Regions from separate parts of the Homo sapiens genome. Here region 2 is linked to region 1. Evidence: chromatin loops called from intact Hi-C (ENCODE). Cell type or tissue: ascending aorta. All regions are shown on one strand.

Region 1 (2,500 bases):
CCTAGTATGGCACGACAGAGCCCCTGCCCTTACCAGCATGTGGATCAGCCAGAAAGATGGTGGGGGGCTGGAGTTCCTCACCCTGGCTCTCCAGAGCCTCTTGTGTGCCTGTCTTCCAGCTTGATGGTGACATCCCATTAGTGGCTTGAAACTGACCATGGTGACAGTAGTTATTTTATTTTATTTATTTATTTTTTGAGACGGAGTTTTGCTCTTGTTGCCCAGGTTGGGGTGCAATGGCATGATCTCGGCTCACTGCAACCTCCACCTCCCAGGTTCAAGTGATTCTCCTGCCTCAGCCTCCCGAGTAGCTGGGATTACAGGCATGTGGCACCACACCCGGCTTTTTTTTTTTTTTTTTTTTGTATTTTTAGTAGAGACAGGGTTTCTCCATGTTGGTCAGGCTGGTCTTGAACTTTTGACCTCAGGTGATCCGCCTGCCTTGGCCTCCCAAAGTGCTGGGATTACAGGCGTGAGCCACTGCACCTGGCTGGCAGTATTTCTTTGAAACTGACGATGGTGACGGTATTTAGTGGGAAATTGGCCCACACTACAGATCAGGGCTTTGTTTACCAGTACAGCACTAGCTGTGAACAAGTGCGGTGTGATGACGAAAGTGCTCACCAGGTATAGGGTGGCACAGCAGGGGCTGGGACTGACTTTATTGCGTGGAGCTAAGGAGGCGGGGCTTACACAGTATTGAAGGATGAGCTGTGAAGACAGAGTGGTAAAGGGAGGCCCAGACAAGTGTGGGATGGCAAGACGTATCCTGTGGTTCTGTGAAAGGAAACTGTGGATGTGAAGGCACTTGGCAACTTAATACAAGGTGTCAAGCGAAAAGGTGTAGAGTAAGCAAATCCAACATAGGATGTATAAAGTGAACTAATTAGGGCTGGGGAAGGGTATCCATGTCATAACACATTAACCTTTGCTCTTTAGCTGATAGGATCCCTAGGGATTTCAAATGTGGCTCAACAAGGCCTTTGCCCAACTCTTTGGTAAAGGGGAACCCAGGCTTTGGAGAGGGACTTGGCGTAAGGAAGCAAATAGGCTAGAACACTCTGGGGCTGCCAGCTAACCGGGAAATGTTGACAAAGGCTGTGAAATGCCCTGTGTTTTGGTGGTGGGGCGGTGGGAGTGGCAGGGAAGTTGGCAGGAAACGGGACTAGGAAAACAAGTGGGGAGGGGTCAGATAGAGCAGGCTGAGCGTGCACTTCTTCATGCGCCTCAGAGCCAGACAGCCCCGCCTCAAAGCTTGTTTTGCTGTCCCTTGTGTCGGGTGGGGTCCTGGGTGCCATGGGTTGCTTGGTGAGCCCCCGTTGGTCCCTGTGCCCCAGACTGGGGCGAGTGTGTCACTGGACTGTTTCCACAGCTCGGTTGGTGCCACACTGTCCCGAAGGTTCTGAAGGAGACTGAGGTCACCAGGCTGTCTGGGCAGACAGAGCTGCCAGACTCTCGTCCCTCCCTTTGATGGGCCTGTTATCAGGGTTGTTTTGCTCCTGGAGCTGATCACAGGCCACGTTTCCCAGCCAGCCACCCCCATCAGCCCAGAGCCCCCTGGGACACAGGCAGACGTAGGCAGTCAGTTTGGAGAGACTGCAATTCAGGAAAGGGATAGGCTGAAATTTCTTGGGCCAAGAAATTGGCCCAGGACTGACCTTGGCTAAGCCCCCACTGATGACAGACGGATTTTTTTTAAAGATTATTTTCTTTAGACATTCTTGCTCTGTCGCCCAGGCTGGAGTGAAGTGGTGTGATCTTGACTCACTGCAATCTCTGCTTCCTAGGTTCAAGCAATTCTTGTACCTCAGCCTCCCGAGTAGCTGGGATTACAGGCACGCACCCCTATGCCTGGCTTATTTTTGTATTTTTAGTAGAGACAGGGTTTCACTATGTTCATCAGGCTGGTCTCGAACTCCTGACCTAAAGTGATCCGCCTACCCTGGCCTCCCAAAATGCTGGGATTACAGGTCTGAGCGACTACACCTAGCCTGATGACTATTTTGTTGTTGTTGTTGTTTGTTTTTTTGAGACGGAGTCTCACTCTGTTGCCAGGCTGAAGTGCAGTGGTGCAATCTGGGCTCACGGCAACCTCCGCCTCCCAGGTTCAAGCTATTCTCCTATCTCAGCCTCCCAAGTTGCTGGGACTACAGGCATGTGCCACCATGCCTAATTTTTGTATTTTTAGTAGAGACGGGGTTTCACCATGTTTGCTAGGATGGTCTTGATCTCTTGACCTCGTGATCCGCGCACCTCGGCCTCCCAAAGTCAGACTGTTTTAAGAGTAATTTGTAAAAGGAAGCTGGAAGTTTGGGGTGAATGGGTGGTTACACAAATGCTGTGTGATTTAGGGTGCAGTTTACAAAAGAGTGGCTGCGTCCTAGGCTGCAAATTCTGAGGTGTGGGCAAGTGGGGACCTTGGCCACCCCTGCACAGGGAGATCTGGCCCAAAGGCAGACCAGGGTCATGAGGCTAGGCCCTTCTTAAGAGGGTGGAGGGC
Region 2 (2,500 bases), 140 kb after region 1:
GAGCAACAATGATATTCAACTGGTCTCAGCAGTTCAATCCCCAAGATCTTAATTTGCTTCTCTATTTCACAAAGTGGAGAGCTCTGGGGAAACAGAAAAGCTGCTTTTCTCAGGATATAGAGAGTAACATCCTGTTTCCTAGTTCTACCTTGGATAGGGACTCAAGTCAACAGAGAGAGATCAAGGGTGGCAGAGAGAGGTGTCTGGTTATAATGGCTTTCAATCAGTCCCAGTACGGTTCACTTTGGGGAGGGTTAGAAATGTGTGTGTGTGTGTGTGTGTGTGTGTGTGTGTGTGTGTGTGTGTGCGCGCGCGCCTGTGTGTGTGGTGGTGGCAGTGGTGGGGTAAGTTGTCACAATGATTGGAAAGCCTTACAGGCATTAGAGGGCAGAGGACAGGTATATTAACCTCAAACCATGCATAGGATAAAATCTCGCATAACAAAGAATTGTCCCACCTACAATTTCAATACACGCCTCTGAGAAATGTGGGGGTGGAGGGAGTGAGGGGTTGGGCAGAATTCCTATTATTTCTGCAAGTACAAAAACCAAAATGAGCCGGGTGCGGTGGCTCACGCCTGTAATCCCAGCACTTTGGGAGGCCAAGGCGGTTGGATAACGAGGTCAGGAGATCAAGACCATCCTGGCTAACACGGTGAAACCCCGTCTCTACTAAAAATACAAAAAAAAAAAAAAAAATTAGCCGGGCACGGTGGTGGGCGCCTGTAGTCCCAGCTACTCGGGAGGCTGAGGCAGGAGAATGGCGTGAACCTGGGAGGCGGAGCTTGCAGTGAGCCAAGATCGTGCCACTTGCACTCCAGCCTGGGCGACAGAGCAAGACTCTGTCTCAAAAAAAAAAAAAAAAAGAAAAAAAAATCAAAATGAAAGTTATGATCTGTAAGCGGGAACCAGGCCCAGGCCCAAGAATGTGTGGTTAAAAATAGCTTAGAGAACAGAAGATTTAAATGAGCTCACAGTGAAAAGGGTTATTAATGGAAACTCAGATATTAATAGTGATGAATCTCAGTTCACCAAGGCGAACCGCAGCCCAGGCCTGGTCGTGTTCCAGCGCCACTGTCCTTCAGTCTCTGATGTGTGTTACAGCTGCAGCTTCAGGTGTGGGAAAGAGCAAAGTTCATTGCCACAAACCCTGAGCCTCGTATCACCCATCAGAAAGAGTACCCTTGTGGGTATGTCCTACAGTTCATTCTAAAAAAATAAGAAGACCCATTAGGGAGCTCTCTACACAGGGGAAAAAAGTTTGATTTGTCTCCTTACTAAAGGTTTTTTCTTTCACTACAATGATTTTGTATGAAATTCTGCCACTGAAGAACCCTGTTAAAATTAGCAATTTACTTTCAAACATTTATTATGTGTGAAGCTCTGGGAAGCAGAGGCAACAAGATGGGACAGTTCTCAGATCAAAAGGGCTTCTGTTCTAGTGGGGAAGCTAAAATATGGGCACAACTTCATAAAATATACATCTGCCTATATAATGTACTGAGGTAAAAATAATTTACTAAATGAAAGTAAGTTTTTTCTTCCCCCCATATTTACTGAACACTTATTAGGTACATTTTATATACATGAAAGTAAGTTTTGGGGTCAGCTTCATTACTTAAGAGCTGCATAAAAATGAGCTCTTTCATATACCTAAGCCTCAGTTTCAATTATAAAATGAAGATGATAATCCTAACCAGGTTGTTACAAGAATCAAGTAAGGTAATATAAAGGTTGTTTTTTTTTCTTTCCCTAAAGAATATTATATATATAAACTTTCCTATAAAGTTCTATTACAGAAAAGGAAGAATTTTTATTTGATATAAGAACAGTTCAACAAAGGATAGAGCATTTGAACTGGGCTTCAAACATACGGTTAGGATAGTAAATGCATTACACCAAAAGTAATAAATTATTCAATAAGTTTTCACTGAGCCACTATAACATAACAACAAAAGCCTCTGCGTGCCAGGCTGTGGGCCAGGCAGTGGTGTTGGTACTGCTTATTATATTGCTTTTAAATTGCCTCCATGCATTTGTTTATTCATTAATTCTTTCCATAAATACATAAGATACAATTAGTTTACCAGAGTAGCAAGACACCTAGAAAGCCTGAGACAACTGGACTTGGAGCGAGGCGGTAGTTAGGTATGAGGCTGTGGGCAAGAAGAGGTGCCTACAGAAGCTCAATCCCACCAGGTCATACAGAGGCCAGAGCCCTGAGGCCCTGAGATGGGGTGAGAGAAACAGGTAAGAGGCAGAGCAGAGTTCTACCGACAATTTTACCTAACAAACAATGCCGTCCAGGGCTGGCTGTAGTGATAGACATCAGCTTCATGCCTTGCTGCAAATTACGAAGAATACCAACCTTCCTCCCATGTCTAGGCTTGAAAACAGCCCTTTTTCTAGGTCTGTGTCACAGGGCAGCACATTACATAAGATGCCCTGAACTGAGGGCACAACCAACTGAATGTTCCTGGTGTTTACTGTAAACTCTGAGC

The links. Hi-C counts contacts between places; a loop is a spot of excess contacts. Peaks named below come from ENCODE experiments on the same cell type or tissue, not always from the same donor. Only the 100,000 strongest peaks of a DNase experiment are listed, where the experiment ranks them.
Region 2: a loop joins it to region 1, with 2.6 times the contacts of the local background. A loop is called at or near these places in 3 of 110 quality-filtered maps.

Annotation. Positions count from the first base shown.
Region 1 is chr11:78,167,675-78,170,174 of GRCh38, forward strand. The region is part of intron 2 of KCTD21-AS1 (KCTD21 antisense RNA 1); the gene reads left to right. Among named protein-coding and RNA genes, the nearest start is that of KCTD21, 20 kb to the right of the region's middle. In ascending aorta, no CTCF peak of the experiment used is centred here; a DNase peak (open chromatin) is centred at 1,427; H3K27ac peaks cover 2,500 bases.
Region 2 is chr11:78,309,666-78,312,165 of GRCh38, forward strand. All of the region lies in intron 1 of GAB2 (GRB2 associated binding protein 2), which reads right to left. All of the region lies in intron 1 of LOC105369402 (a long non-coding RNA gene), which reads left to right. Among named protein-coding and RNA genes, the nearest start is that of GAB2, 110 kb to the right of the region's middle. In ascending aorta, no CTCF peak of the experiment used is centred here; a DNase peak (open chromatin) is centred at 976; H3K4me3 peaks cover 721 bases; H3K27ac peaks cover 2,500 bases.